Linked DNA regions of Mus musculus: all the other regions are linked to region 2. Evidence: chromatin loops called from intact Hi-C (ENCODE). Cell type or tissue: heart. All regions are shown on one strand.

The links. Peaks named below come from ENCODE experiments on the same cell type or tissue, not always from the same donor. Only the 100,000 strongest peaks of a DNase experiment are listed, where the experiment ranks them.
Region 1: a loop joins it to region 2, with 5 times the contacts of the local background. A loop is called at or near these places in 29 of 42 quality-filtered maps.
Region 3: it touches region 2 in a loop (2.7-fold over the local background); 6 of 42 quality-filtered maps call a loop at or near these places.

The regions. Positions count from the first base shown.
Region 1 is chr1:106,387,437-106,392,436 of GRCm38, reverse strand. Phlpp1 (PH domain and leucine rich repeat protein phosphatase 1) reads right to left here. Exons shown (of 17, transcript NM_133821.3): 16 at 2,535-2,763; 17 at 1-308. Among named protein-coding and RNA genes, the nearest start is that of Gm41928, 130 kb to the left of the region's middle. In heart, a CTCF peak has its summit at 2,473 (motif pointing right); no DNase peak of the experiment used is centred here.
Region 2 is chr1:106,169,199-106,174,198 of GRCm38, reverse strand. Phlpp1 (PH domain and leucine rich repeat protein phosphatase 1) reads right to left here and starts at 2,330. Exons shown (of 17, transcript NM_133821.3): 1 at 752-2,330. The coding sequence starts at 2,195. It overlaps Gm20753 (predicted gene, 20753), which reads left to right and starts at 2,675. Exons shown (of 3, transcript NR_040630.1): 1 at 2,675-2,859. In heart, a CTCF peak has its summit at 2,881 (motif pointing left); DNase peaks (open chromatin) are centred at 1,078, 1,618 and 2,638; H3K4me3 peaks cover 3,344 bases; H3K27ac peaks cover 3,075 bases.
Region 3 is chr1:106,709,895-106,714,894 of GRCm38, reverse strand. It overlaps Bcl2 (B cell leukemia/lymphoma 2), which reads left to right and starts at 605. Exons shown (of 2, transcript NM_009741.5): 1 at 605-2,590. The coding sequence starts at 2,015. In heart, CTCF peaks have their summits at 742, 2,377 and 3,015; DNase peaks (open chromatin) are centred at 634 and 2,394; H3K4me3 peaks cover 3,663 bases; H3K27ac peaks cover 1,886 bases.

The sequences.
Region 1 (5,000 bases), 220 kb before region 2:
CAGCAGAAGCTGTCTTCGGTGACACTTAGCTGTACCACCACAGCACTGATGCTGTCATGGCAGCCATAGCTCTGAGCCAGGGTGCAGAGCTTCTTAGCAGCAGCCAGAGCATCTGGCACATTGCGTACAGCTTCCACAGCCTCGTCAATGGATAGGCTGTCCCACAGCCCTTTGCTGCCCAGGATGAAAAACTCATCCTGTGGAGTCAGAAGCACCGACTGCACATGGGGGCGAGGCACCACACTGGGATGGAGGAAGGTGTAGCCCAGGATGCGCGTGGACTCTGTCACTCCATTGACCTTGCCATCCTAGAAGAAAAATTTCCAAAGAGACAGTGAGCACAGAGCACATGTGGTTACTGAGCAGCCTCCCTCTGGGCCACTGACTGGGTCACAGGACGGTGTTGGGCATCCCACGAAGGAGGCTCACACACCCTATATGGAAAGGCTGAAGTGTAGAGGAACAAAAAGAAGTATTTCAGCCATCCCTTTAACAGGGACTGCATTTATACTAAATGGTATGTCTCTTCATGACAAGCTGATGTACAGCCTCACATGGCATGCATGCTTATTAGATTCTAGAGAGGTAAGTCCCATAGAAACACCCAGGGTAGGTACAGTCCAACCTCATGACTGTCCAGCAGCACAATCAGCATGGAAAAGGGCTAGGGAGTCAGTCTGTTGTGACCCACGGATGTCTGTATCTGAGTCACAGTGCTCACATGTTTGGAGAGGCAATGCTAACAGAAGTACCCATCCTTAGGCCTTTCTTGAACCTGACTTACAAGGACAAATGTAGAAACCATGGTGCCCAGTCTTAGACAGTTGGTTCTATTTAGACCAGCAGCCAAATCCAGGCCATTTGCTGGGGGAAAAGATGAGTACTTTTAAATCTTAGCTACATGCAGCTGCTGTGTTCTCTACCTTCCAGGTGTGAGGATCTCTGCCTTACAGCCACATCCACCCCCACTCTCCTACTTCTAACACTTCCTGCCACACAAGGTTCTGCAATGGCGGATACAACTTTTGTGAGTCTCTGGACTCACAAACAGTGCTTCTTCAAGAGAATGCCCCGTGCTTCCGCTCAGTGCCTGCCTCCTCCTGTGCTTCCCGAGTTATCTGCTTGTTCCTGGGTGCCTTTCCAAAGAGACCTCAGCAGCCATGCTTAGACCAGGGGGCAGCCTAGGAACTAAGATGAGTAAAACAGCCTTTCAAGCAGTTTGAAACACCCTTGACTCTAGTAATGAAATCCGCCCTGCCTGGTGTGGGGGCTGGCTACTCTAGCCACCCTTCAGCCTTCTCCCCAGTTTGTGCTTTGAGGGCATCTTCAAGGAACGGAAGGGGTGGTGTGAGAACTAGTCACTGTTGAAGACTGAGCAGAGCAAGCAGAAGTCAGGAAGAGAAGCAGGGGAGGAAAGGGGATAACACAACTGACCTACGAACTCTGATGCATGTGGCAGACATCTTTTTCTCTACAGTGTTGCCGCTCAGCTCACTCTTCTGGACAGCAGTACAGTGCCCACTCTCCTAACCTGTGCTCAACATCCACTTTAACCTTCAGTGCTGGGACAGACAGGGAACTCAATTTATATGTGTGCTCACGTCCAAGGACTCACGGCACCTTGGTGTCTTTCTGGGATGCTCAACATAGCCTCTTTTTCTCTTCTGGACACTCCCCTTCCCTCTCACCTTCAGACAGTGCATTGTTCTGTGAGTTTTACTGCTAAGAGGAGGTTAGGTTCTTGTCAGCAGATGTGTATGGGTACTTCCAGGTAATGTTGAGTGACTGACATGCTGGTAAATTAGCAAATAAAGAACTGCAGAAGCTAGTTTTCAAGATTCATTGACAATGGATCATGCTCTACTGTTATTCTAGCTGGTTTTGTTTGTTTTTTGTTTTAAAACAGCAATTTTTTTTTTTATTTTTTTATTGCCATTTGGGACCAGGTAAATCTTTGTTGTGGGACTATGCCCACACTGTAACCTCTTTAGCCATAGATCTAGCTTCTCCTCTCTCTATGGCAATCATGCGCTGATTTTGATGATCAAATATATCTATAGGCCTTGTATTTTTGCCTCCTGTCCCTGAGAACAGTATTATTCAACTGGCAAAACAGAAAATAGTTATATAGTTATACAGACACCACAGTTATTGTGCCAGACTACCATTGTAAAGCAAGGCAGGTGTCTGATATCTACTTTATACATAGCTGAGATACAAAGCAGAAGTGTGATTCAGGAGTCCAGTTCTCAGCCACTTAGCCAGTAGCTCTGAGATCCACTGGGACAGTTCCCAGGAAGCATTCCCAACTCTATGCAACTGATGACTGCCTTATTATTCTATAATAATCCATAGAGATATTCCTCAGTAATCTAAAGACAGCACCAAGGAATTTACTTTGTAATACCATGGACTTGGAAAGCTACATCTGAACTAACATCAAGTTTCCTCTGAAGACAAGTGTTTCCCGAGGGGTCTCCACCAGGGGGTGCTGCTCGTGTTCTCCTGCTGTCTGAGGAAAACTGGCTCCTCACCTCAGTGATGATGGCTTTGTGCTGCTTAATCCTCTTCCGCTCTTCTTCACAGCTCATGATGTATGACCTGGACAGAGACAGTGGCTTCCCATTTCGACAGAGAACCGTTTGGCACTTGCCAACATTAGCAGAGGTCAGGGTAAAGGATCCTCCCAGGTCCACAGGGTCAGGCTTGATGTGGCAGAGGACAGCAGCACCACCAAGTTTCTGCCCAGCAGTTCCCAGTTTCCTGAACCCAAAGAGAAGGGTGAACACTCAAACACCTTACCACATTTTGTCCATTCAGAAGAAAGATGACACAGGGTACAGGGCCATAGATTAGACTTAGTCCTGTCCAGCAAAGCCACTCAGCTTCCAAGAAGAAAAAGGTCCCTGGAATCTGACACTACACACATTCACATAGAGAGGTATCTGCTCATATGTGGTAGGGAAGGATCACCTTTTGATTAAAAGCCGTTTTGCTGGTCCTGGCCTGTTGTGTCTAGCCTGCTGCCCTGCATCAGTTATACAGCCCAGCACTATATTCCAAACCATCAAGAAAGGGCTGCTTCTTTTCCCACTCACTTTTCCAAATCCTCTATTCCCACAAAAATCTGAATAGGTACAAACACAGTATCTATGCATGAACTGCACACTTATCCTAACCACCATTCTATCTGTCTGTCTGTCTGTCTGTCTGTCTGTCTGTCTGTCTGTCTATCTATCTATCTATCTATCTATCTATCTATCTATCTATCTATCTATCTATCTATCTATCTATCTATCTATCAGAAGTATCTATCTATCTATCTATCTATCTATCTATCTATCTATCTATCTATCTATCTATCTATTAGAAGTCTTTATTCCAGACTGGTGGGACTACAAAGTCTTTATTCCAGACTGGTGGGACTACACTCAGTGTAGCACTGAGAATTTAGAAAAAGTCTTTTATTTATTTATTTTCATTTTCTCCTCGTTTACTGAAAATAGATTCTTTTCTCCTGTACTATATCCCGATTACAGTTTCTCCTCCCTCTACTTCTCCCAGTTCTTCTCTCCTTCCCTTCCCATTTATATCCACTCTCATTCTGTTTCTCATTAGAAAAGAACAGGCTTCTAAGAGATAACAACAAAACTCAACAAATAAAAGTATGATAAGCTAGAATCACCATTCTTCTAGAGGATGTTCACTGCCATTCTTGTCCATGCAGCCAAGACTTTCTTTTTTTAAAAGATAGATTTATTTATTTATTTATTTGTCTGTCTATCTATCTATCTATCTATCTATCTATCTATCTATCTATCTATCTATCTATCTATTTAATATGAGTACACTGTAGCTGTCTTCAGACACACCAGAAGAGTTCATCGGATCCCATTACAGATGGTTGTGAGCCACCATGTGGTTGCTGGGAATTGAACTCAGGTCCTCTTGAAGAGGAGTATAGACCGCTGAGCCATCTCTCCAGCTCCAGCCGAGACTCTCTTGATCAGCACTATTTGTTCTATGACAGCTATAGGACACCATTCTGGCATCAAACACCAAGTGTTTTTGCCTTATCCTCCGCTGTCAATTAACCTGTGTACTTATTGAATATTTGGAGCCCCTATAAATACTGACCATCATAAAGAGCAAAGAACTCTCATCACATGTCCAACCAATGGTCATTCCTCCAAACTTCCCATAATGACAGTCATAAAAAAACAGAAACAAAAAGGAAAAACTGCCTCTCTTGCCTAATGAGGGCAGGAAAGACTCTGAAGCATTGTCAGAATATAAGTTAGACAACTGGGGACAGAAGCGACGGAAACCAGGGACACCTAGCCACACACCCTTGAGAGCTAGGCACAATGAATAGGCAGTTACTCTAAGGACTGAAGTGCTGCCTGGTCTTATAACCTGTTAACTAACAGACAAAAGTCACAAAGACGACACTGCAGGTCGGCCTGTCATAGGATTCCACGACCATATCTGACTGGTGCATGCTTCTAAGGCAGCATGACTTTCAAATGCACAACGACTGGTGAGAAATTTGTAGGCTAGAGGCCTATGTGGATGGTGTGTGTGTGTGTGTGTGTGTGTGTACACATATACATGGTATGTGTATATGTGTGCATCTTTGTCTGTGTGTATCATATTTCCTGACTTCAGGGACAAGGAGGTGGCTGAAAGCAGCCAAGTTACTATGTCTGGTGGCCAGAGCATCCATGGGGTCTCAGGATTCTGCCTGTACTGGGCCTGGGGGGTACTTTGCTTCACCTCTATGCAGTTTGGTTTCACAAACAAGATATGAAGAGCAGCAATGCATATCTCATTGGGGGAACATCAGGACATATAAGGTAGTTAGAACAATGACTATTTGCTAGTCAACTGCTGTCTGCACCCACTAGGAACTTGGCAGATAAGGGGAGCATTGGAAGCAAGAGCCAGAAACCTGCCTGCCTTGGCTGTGCGTGAGGCAGACATAACTGTGGAGGCTGCTC
Region 2 (5,000 bases):
GAGAGGAGTTCAGGTCATATCAGAAGCAGTAATCACCGACATTATTAAGTCTAGTCTATTTCAAGTATCTGACAATAAAAGCTATAACTCAGAAACAGGCCAATTCATTTTTTTTTTAAGATTCAAACTTGGAAACTGAAATAAAGCAATGAAAGAGGGCAGAAGGTAAGCAGCACCCAAAACAAGGAACATACCCACTTCTCAGGTGTCAATGAGGACTCAGCGAGCAAATACGCACGCGTGGCAGACAGTGGAACAAACAAGAGCATCAGTTGACAAGAACAAAGTTCCCAAGAGGCCCACGCTGCACTTTACTGTCTACGAATGGTAAACTGTGGACAGTTGAATAGAGGAAGGCATCATGGAGCATTTTTTCGTTGGTCATTGTCCTCTGTCTATATTAAAGTGTCAAGGAGTTACCTGGAATCCCAAAACGCCTGCAACCCAACGAACCAGAGCAGAGGCCTGGAGGAAACCACCTTTAAAGTTAGGGACTGGTACCCCTCTAGGGTGTTACCTGTTTCCTGTATTTCCAGGTGACTTTGTCACCTTGTCCACCTGGCTTTCCAACCTCAGGCCTGGACACTCTAAACCTTGCAGATTTCAAGAATGCTCAATTTAGTACTTGCACAGGCGGCATGTGAACAAGCTAGAAAAAGAGTGTCAGACAGACTCACCAGGCCCCTGGAATCATTTATCGATCCCTGCCAAGGTTCGAAGCCATGCATAAACATGCAGGCAACTTCCTTACCTGCATAGAATCGAATGAGACAGCCAATCTCTGAGTCCATGCCTTCCTCCTGCACCCTCCACAGCTCCCCAAATCCCAGTTGGAAGAGGTAGTCATTTTGGATCTGCAATGGCTTCTCGTCCGCCTCCAGGCGCCGGGTAGTCTCTCCATGGAGCTGTACATACAGGGAGGGCGGAGATGTCTTTTGCACGGTCTCCCGTATCCTCCCCGAAGTCGACAGAGGAACGTCCGGAGCTGCGGCTGCCATCGCCTTATCGTCTCCGGGACCCTCGCCCGCTATCACGCCAGTGCTGTCTACGCCCGTCGGGGCTTTCGGCTGCAGTAAAGCCGAGGTCTTCGGGGAAGGCGGCCGAGGCTGCGCGGGGCGGCCGGGGCGGTGGGGCATGGCCGGATCAGCCTCTAACTCCTCCGACGACGACGAGGAGCCGCCGCCGCCGCTGCTGTAGGGGTCCAGCCGGTCTGACACGCTCTCGGCGCTGGGGCTCAGGCTGAAGCTCTCGGTGTCAGAGGCCGGGCGCGGGGCGCGGGGAGGGGACCCGGGGCCGCCCGCGAACAGCTCTCCGGGGCTGGAGTCCGAAGGCGCGGGGCTGATGCGGGGTGCACAGCGCGTCCAGGCGCCCCCGGGCAGCGGCAGATCGGCGGGAGGCGCGCGCGCAGGGCCCCGGACAGCACCAACAGTGCCGCTCGAGGGCGGTGGCTCCACGTCCCTTCCGTGCTCTCCGTCCAGGGTCTGATCGCTGGCGGCAGGGGCGGCGGCGGGAGGCGGCCCGTAGCCCAGCACCTTCACCACCCCGCCGCCTTTGTGGCCCAGCTGCAGAAGCCGGGCCGCCACCTCGGCGGCCGTGGTGTCCAGCGTGCAGAGCACTGGGCGCAGGTAGGACGAGGCCATGTGGCGGTCAAAGACGTGCACACAGCCCCGCTGGAGCTGGTGCCTCACCCAGTCCCTGTCCGACGGCTGCAGCTGAAGCAGCTGCCGGTGCTTCAGGAGCAGCGTCTTCCTGTCCAGGCTCCGGGTGCACAGCGACGCCGAGGCCGAGCAGGACGCCGGGAGGCCGCCAGCGGCCGAAGACGCCGAGGACGGCGACGAGGACGACGAGGCGGCGGCGGCGGCCGACAGATTCCTCTTCAGCCGCCCTCTCTTCAGCAGCAGCGAGTTGGCGCCGCCGCCGGCCGCGGGCACCGGAGCGGCCCCACCGGCCGCGGGCTGGGGAGCTCCCCGCCGCCGCCTGCGCCCGGTGCCTCCGGCGCGGCCGGGCAGCGGCCCCGGCGGCGCCTCGCAGGGGGCCTCCTCTCGCGCCGCGCCGCCGTTCCCGCCGCTCGGGGCCGCCGCGCTCAGCGCGGGATCCGGACACCGGCCGCCCTCGGCCGCCGCCGCCGCCAGGGCTTGGTCCTCACCCGTGGGGTCCGCGAGTCGCTGTGCCGGGGCTGCAGCGGCGGGCTCCATCGTAGCGGGGCTTCACGTCGCTCCCCCAGCTCCGGAGGCAGCGGAGGAGGAGGAGGTGAGGCGAAGGTGGGAGACGGCGGCGGCGGCGGCGCGAAGAGAACGGAGACGCCGATGGCGTTCGGCGCGGCCGCTCCAGAGGATTATGTGGCGATCCGGAGCATTCCGTCGGTGTCTCGGTGTTCCATCCCGCGCGCCGCCCGCCCGTTTCGCCGCCACCGCCCCCCCACACACACCCTCCCCGCGGGTCGCGGGCTCCCCAGCGCCAGGCCCCGCCCGCTGCTGGACAGCCTCAGCTCCCGGGAGCTGCGGCCCGAGCTCGCCTCATGAATATTAATGAAGCGCGGGAAGGCGGGCGGTGGCGGGGCGGAGTTGATCATGAATATGCATCGTTAGCATGACGACATTTCTGCGGAGAGCGGGAGGCTGGGGGCGGGGCCTCAGGGTAAACAAACGTGACGCGTGCGTACGGGGGTGGGGCGGAGCTGTTTCCCAGGAGGTTTGTCCTCGCCATAGAGGAGAGGTGGCGAGAGGGGCTCGCGTTGCACAGTGGGGGTTGTAGTTCATCTTCGTGTCGAGGATACCCAGAAGAGACCAACAGCGAACTACAAGGCCCAGATATCATCAAATTCTGCCCACCCTCTCCTCCAGCTTCTGGCCCTTGTTGGTGGGTATTGTGCCCTCTGCCGTTGAACTCTGTGTCCTGTGAACGTTTTTCATTAACTTGATCCTCTCCTGCTTGCCAGATGAGTTTTATTTTCCTGGCTAATTGAAATTGAGAGTTTTTAGGAACTCTAAACTCTAGGTAAGGCCTTTGTATGAGACAAAAATACATACACAGTTCACAGGATCGCTGGCCCCGTCTTCCTGACTTTTTCCGCACTTTTTTCAAGGCCCATGAAAGCTAGCAGTGTTTGCACTCAAATTAAACCCATTTACTCCCTCCCCTATTAGGACAGAAATAGCTAAGGACCTGCTTGGAGCCTTGTATCCCGTTGGTTTTAAGCTTAAAAGAAGCTTAACGACACAAAGCAGTGGACGAAGGAAGAAATATTAAAATGGAGTCATAGTGGGATAGGAGATAGACTTGCTTTCTCTTGGTTCTTTCTGGATTTTTCTTTCCGCACTCGGGGCCGGGTAGAAAGGGTGAATGAGACAAGGTTTCCCAGTCTAGTCTGTTCTCCATACTTCCGTCCACAAACTGCTCACCACCTACGCTCTACCTATGTTGTATGGGTGTTTACTGTTACATTGTATGATCTATAAACATTTTTTTATTGGTTGAACCAAGCTGGTTTAGGGCAATTAACTATTTGAAATAATTTGATAAACGTTGGTCATTGAGTTGCCACTCTCATGATGGCATTGCAGATGTAGACACTAATTAAAAGTCTTTTTCCGGAGTTAGAGGGCTCAGCAGCTAAGAGCGTGGGCTGCTCTTCAAGAAGACCCATATAATAGCTCACCCTGAAGACAGTGCTCCAATGTAATGCATAGACATATTCCAGGCAAATCATTCCTATACATAATGATAATAATTTTTTTAAATTAAGTTCTTCCTGACACTCGATAGACTAAAACAGGAAGAACTTTATGAGCTCAAAACTAGCCTCTTTTACAGAGCAAGCTCCAGGCCAGCCAAAGTTACATAGTAACTCAAAGAATAATAGTAATAATAATAATGAAGATATCCTGTACCTTACCTTTGGGTTCCAGAAGACTAATATTTATTATGGGAATATTATACACACATGCATATACATTTATTTATAGTTATAAGTCTCAGTGGTGATGCCTTTATCCTGCCATTCAGAAGGCAGAGAACAGCAGATCTCTGAATTTGATGCCAGCCTGGTCTACATGATGACATCCTGTCTCAAAACAAAAGAAGTTATGATAATAGTTGTCAAACACTGTTAGGGCGGTGGACAGACACTTGATTAGATCCAATTGGACTGAATTTAGAATCACCATGGAAACACGGGGTATGTGTGTGAGGGTGAGGTGCCCTGAGCACTGACAAAGTGTGCCCAGCTGTCTGGAACTCCTGCCACGCTGCCCTCCCTGCCCTGACGTTCTCTGCCCTCAAACTGTGAGCCAAATACGTCTTTCTTTATTTGGGTATTTAGTAACCTTTTGTTAGGTGTTTGTTACAGCAATGGGAAAAGTAACTATCTCCAAATAAAGAAAAAAGTAGATCTTCTCCACACAGAAGAACAAGTGTTGGAGCTGGAGAAATGTCTCAGCAGCTAAGAGCAAGAGGACCCAGCTTCAAGTCCCTGCACCACATGGTATTTCACAACTGTCTAACTCCAGTTCCAGGGAATCCCATTCTTTAGCCTAGCTTCTGTGAACACTGTGTGTATGTGGTGCACAGATACATGTACAGACAAAACTCCTGTACATATAAATAAATTTTCAGGAAAATATTTTAAAGCAGGTATTAAAATGCAATTATGCCAGATTTCACACATGGAATCTGTAATATAAAAGACAACCTATCGCGTACTTCTCAGGAATCCCACTGGCAGGGATAGCAGAATGGCAAGAAAGACCCACAGTGTGATCCCGAACCTTCAGGAAGTGACTAAACAAGAATGTGAAAGGAAAGAAAGAAAACGAGAATTTCTGAAGGAGTAGACTGTCTTTGTAATACCAGATAAAACAGAGCTCTGCAGTTGAAATAGCAAATTGGTGAAAAAGCAATGAAATCTAAGCATTCATTGTGGGGGGGGGGGAGTTGTTGAGTCATAGGATATCATGTAGACCCTATGCAGCAACCCACACTCTACAATTGCTGTGAATGAG
Region 3 (5,000 bases), 540 kb before region 2:
CACACAGAGCGACTGTGTACACACTTTATGTGTGGTTAGAAAGGGTCCATTGGATTGTGCACATTCCATGCACGCGGTTAGAAAGGGTCCATGTGACCTGCACATGCTACATAGAAAAAGTCCATGCGGTCGTGCACACTGTACACGTTGAAAAAGATCCATGCAATTGTGCCCATCCTGTTAGAAAAGATCCAGGTGCCTCGCCACAGCCTGGCCCTGGCTATAGGCACGTCCAGCCAGCAGCCAGCCCCGCAGGCCCGAGGAGGCCCCTCACACGCCCACTGAGCCACTGCCGCCCGGGAGGCCCGCGCCACCCACGGTCCGGGGCCCAGCGTAGCCCGCGGGTGGCCGCCACCCAGGCCAGCGGCCGCGGCCGGGCGCGCGCTCCCCGGGGCGGCCGCGGCGCCTTTAACCCGGGCGGCTGGCGGGCGGCGGGAGGAGGCGGCGGGCGGGCGCTCAGAGGAGGGCTTTCTTTCTTCTTTTTTTTGAATGAACGGTGACGTACGTACAGGAAACCAGGCGCTCCGGCGGAGAATGAAGTAAGAGGCCGGGCCCCCCGCCCCGCGCCCGCCCCCTTCCTCCCCGGCCCGTCCTCCCGCCCCGCGTCCGGGTCCCCGCCGAGCCGCCGCCGCCAACACCGAGGTGCCCAGGCCCTCCCCAGCCGCAGCCGTCACCGTGGAACGGGCTGCGCGGCGCAAGCACGAGGAGGCGGCCGCCAGCGCCGCCCGCAGCGGAGGAGGAGAAAGGGTGCGCAGCCCGGAGGCGGGGTGCGCCGGTGGGGTGCAGCGGAAGAGGGGACCAGGGGGGGACTTCGTAGCAGTCATCCTTTTTAGGAAAAAGAGGGGGGGCAAACCCTCCCCCACCACCTCCTTCTCCCGCAGCGCACCACACACAGTGCGCGGGCTGCTCCTTGGGCACCCGCGGCCCCAGCGCGTCCGTGCCTGCATTTAGCAAGCTGCTTTTTTTCCCGTTTCGGAAAGCGCGTTGGCCCTTCGGAGTTTAATCAGAAGAGGATTCCGGTCCCGGTCCCCCAGCTCCTCCATCGTCCCCTTGGCGTGTCTCTCTGCCCTGGAGGTCTGAAGCGGTCCGGTGGATACGGATCCATGCCTGCGCTCCAGCGTGTGTGTGCAAGTGTAAATTGCCGAGAAGAAGGGAGAATCACAGGACTTCTGCAAATGCTGGACTGAAAAATTGTAATTCATCTGCCGCCGCCGCCGCTGCCTTTTTGCCCCGCTGCGGTGCTCTTGAGATCTCTGGTTGGGATTCCTACGGATTGACATTCTCAGTGAAGCCGGAGTGTGAGGACCCAATCTGGAAACCCTCCTGATTTTTCCTCCACCTAGCCCCCAGACCCCAACTCCCGATTCATTGCAAGTTGTAAAGAAGCTTATACAAGGAGACTTCTGAAGATCGATGGTGTGGTTGCCTTATGTATTTGTTTGGGTTTTACCAAAAAAGGGTAAACTTGACAGAAGATCATGCCGTCCTTAGAAAATACAGTAAGTTCTTTGCACAGGAATTTTGTTTAATATAACTTTCCATGGACGCGTTTGAAATATTTTTTTACTTCAAGTGCATTCAAGCAAATTTCATTTCCAGACAGTTTAATGCATTTTTAAACGTGTAACTTGTAGCGGATATACCTTTCTTACCCTAAATATATAAAGGAAAACACACCTGATTTTAACTTCCTAGGTCGTCCCGCCTCTTCACCTTTCAGCATTGCGGAGGAAGTAGACTGATATTAACAAAGCTTAATAAATAATGTACCTCATGAAATAAAAAGCAGAAAGGAATTTGAATAAAAATTTCCTGCATCTCATGCCAACGGGGAAACACCAGAATCAAGTGTTCGGTGTAACTAAAGACACCCCTTCATCCAAGAATGCAAAGCACATCCAATAAAAGAGCTGGATTATAACTATTCTTTTTTTTTTTTTTTTCTTTCGGGGCCGTGGGGCGGGAGTCGGGACTTGAAGTGCCATTGGTACCTGCAGCTTCTTTTCGGGGAAGGATGGCGCAAGCCGGGAGAACAGGGTATGATAACCGGGAGATCGTGATGAAGTACATACATTATAAGCTGTCACAGAGGGGCTACGAGTGGGATGCTGGAGATGCGGACGCGGCGCCCCTGGGGGCTGCCCCCACCCCTGGCATCTTCTCCTTCCAGCCTGAGAGCAACCCAATGCCCGCTGTGCACCGGGACATGGCTGCCAGGACGTCTCCTCTCAGGCCCCTCGTTGCCACCGCTGGGCCTGCGCTCAGCCCTGTGCCACCTGTGGTCCATCTGACCCTCCGCCGGGCTGGGGATGACTTCTCTCGTCGCTACCGTCGTGACTTCGCAGAGATGTCCAGTCAGCTGCACCTGACGCCCTTCACCGCGAGGGGACGCTTTGCCACGGTGGTGGAGGAACTCTTCAGGGATGGGGTGAACTGGGGGAGGATTGTGGCCTTCTTTGAGTTCGGTGGGGTCATGTGTGTGGAGAGCGTCAACAGGGAGATGTCACCCCTGGTGGACAACATCGCCCTGTGGATGACTGAGTACCTGAACCGGCATCTGCACACCTGGATCCAGGATAACGGAGGCTGGGTAGGTGCATGTCTGGTTGAATGAGTCTGGGCTTTGATCTCAAGGCCAAGATGCGCAGGTTGGGGTGTGAGTGGATTCTGGGTCAAAATGGGCCATTGAGCAGATGAAATAAAGTCGAGTTTGTAGCTTTGCTCCCCTGACCTCTCACTCTCTTCCTCTGGGTACATCACACCCTGCCAACACTGTGTTAACTCCTGCCCGCTGGCTGTGAGGGAGCAAGAATCCAGCATTTTTGATCCAGTAGGATCTGGAGATAATAGCATCCCTCCAGTAACTCTCAGAGTTAGTTCGTCTGAGTAGCTTGCTGCAGATGTTCTGGGTCCTGTGTAAGCACCAGACCTCCAACACTCCCTCTTGACCTATGCATCTTTAGCTCCTCTGGTGGACTAACAAACTTTAAAAGGTCCATCTAGACATGCAGGCTCCACCAGAGGACGCAGGCAAACCTTTTCTAACTCACTTGGGAACATTTTCCCAAAGAAAAACAACACGGCTCCTTTTCCTGGAAATCATAGCTAAGCTTGTAAAAAAAAAAAAAAAAAAAAAAAAAAAAAGGTAAGCTTAGGTAGGTATTCGTGGATGTTTGTGGAATCCAGTCTGTCTATGCCATAGTCCCCAGTGGGCATGGTGGGTGTGCACCCTAAACATGTCCGTCAACGAATATGCGATGATTTAGAAGTCTGCATCCACTGTATGTCTTACTTTTCTCTACCTGCATTCTACATAGTTTTGCGATCTCTACTGCTGAATGGACTTGCATCTAGGGTGCCTATGAAAGGGGTAATGGAGTCCACTTAGCTGTGGCGTCTCCAGCCCTGACAAGTTAAAATGATTCGTATCCACAACACTGGTGAGCATCTATGGGGTGATAGTTTTCTGGGATCTTGGGAGGTTCAGCTTCCATATTTTACCGTGTGATTTAAGCTTTTCTCTGGTTCTTTAAGGGCAGAGAGCAGACTTAAGACTTGCTATAGCTAAAACAATTAAGTTATGTGAAAGCAATCATTATTGTCTGACATTTTTTAAAAGACCTTGTTTTAATGAAAAGGGTTTTCATTTTAGTCCTGCCTTGGTAGTATAAAGAGAACGAATATATATGTGAGTGTGTGTGTGTGTGTGTGTGTGTGTGTGTGTATATATATATATGTATATATATATATACACATATACATATACATATATATTATATCTTAACAGGAACAAAAAGTCTGTAACTGACTGAACGTGAACCAAATATCTAGAAGCACATTCTGTTTTTACTACAGTTTGCAAGATATGCTAATATTCATAGGCCCTGAAAAAGCCAAGAAAAATAGATGATTGATGTGAACATCTGATCTTATTTGACCAAAGTTGACAAAATATTGGTGGCACTGTTCGATGTTTAAAAGTAAAATTAACTCAAATATCAGAGTTTTTAAGTGCTTGAAATTCACATGCTCTTTGTGAATTGCTTGTTTGTTGACATCCCACAGGATCAGTCTGTTAGCAATTCTGGAAGACTTGGCGGAAGGAGAGAAGCTATTTTGTAAGATGTTTAGTTAAGTAGGTGGTTTGATATTTTAGCCACTGTATTCAGAGAGATGGGAACTTCGGGCTCTAGAAGAATCATTTTAAAGTCAAAATAAAACTGATTTAGGTTTATTATTTCATATTTTTATTAACAGTGTTTCTTTCTATTTGAAAGAAATCCACAGCAGTGAATGTGTGATATTGACTATCAGGTTAATAAAAAGATGGGAAACAGGGCTTCAGATACAAACTGACCTTTGGTGCCGACTCGCAACGTGTTAACACGTCAGACAGCCGAGGTTTCTCTTTAAATGGAGAGTCTCTTTTCTTCTCTGTTCACCATCAAGGTTTTGTTGCAGGGCCTATCTTTGTGGTCAACAGGTATCTGAGGTTGATAAATGCACAGGCTTCGTGTTATGAAGCCAAACCACAATGGCATATTGGAAGAGATGATAAAAACTTAAAAAAAAAAAAAAGACAAAGCCTCTTATAGTACATGTAAGTCATACAGAACAACACATAAATGAATGATGGAGAAAACGTCTAATAGTTTTCAGAAAAACACATAAATGGATGGCTATGCAGAAAAAGAAAGCCCATTGACAAGAGTATGTGTCAGAAAATGGAATCAAATGTGATCACTTGGGAATAAAAGTGGTAGTATTTGAGAATTCTTATGATTGGTCTATATCAGCCTATGGTTTCAAGTGTCTTATTAATGTAAATGTTTGTTTTAGGCACTTGGCATATAGCTTTCCCTTTAATTTTAGTTGGTCGGGATTTCATCTCTAACATGATGCATACTGCGGTGACATTTTAATAACCACAGCTACGTTTCAGCTGAGAGCTTCTTGACATGAGATAATAATGGGAATGGTGGACATAATTTCCCATGGTT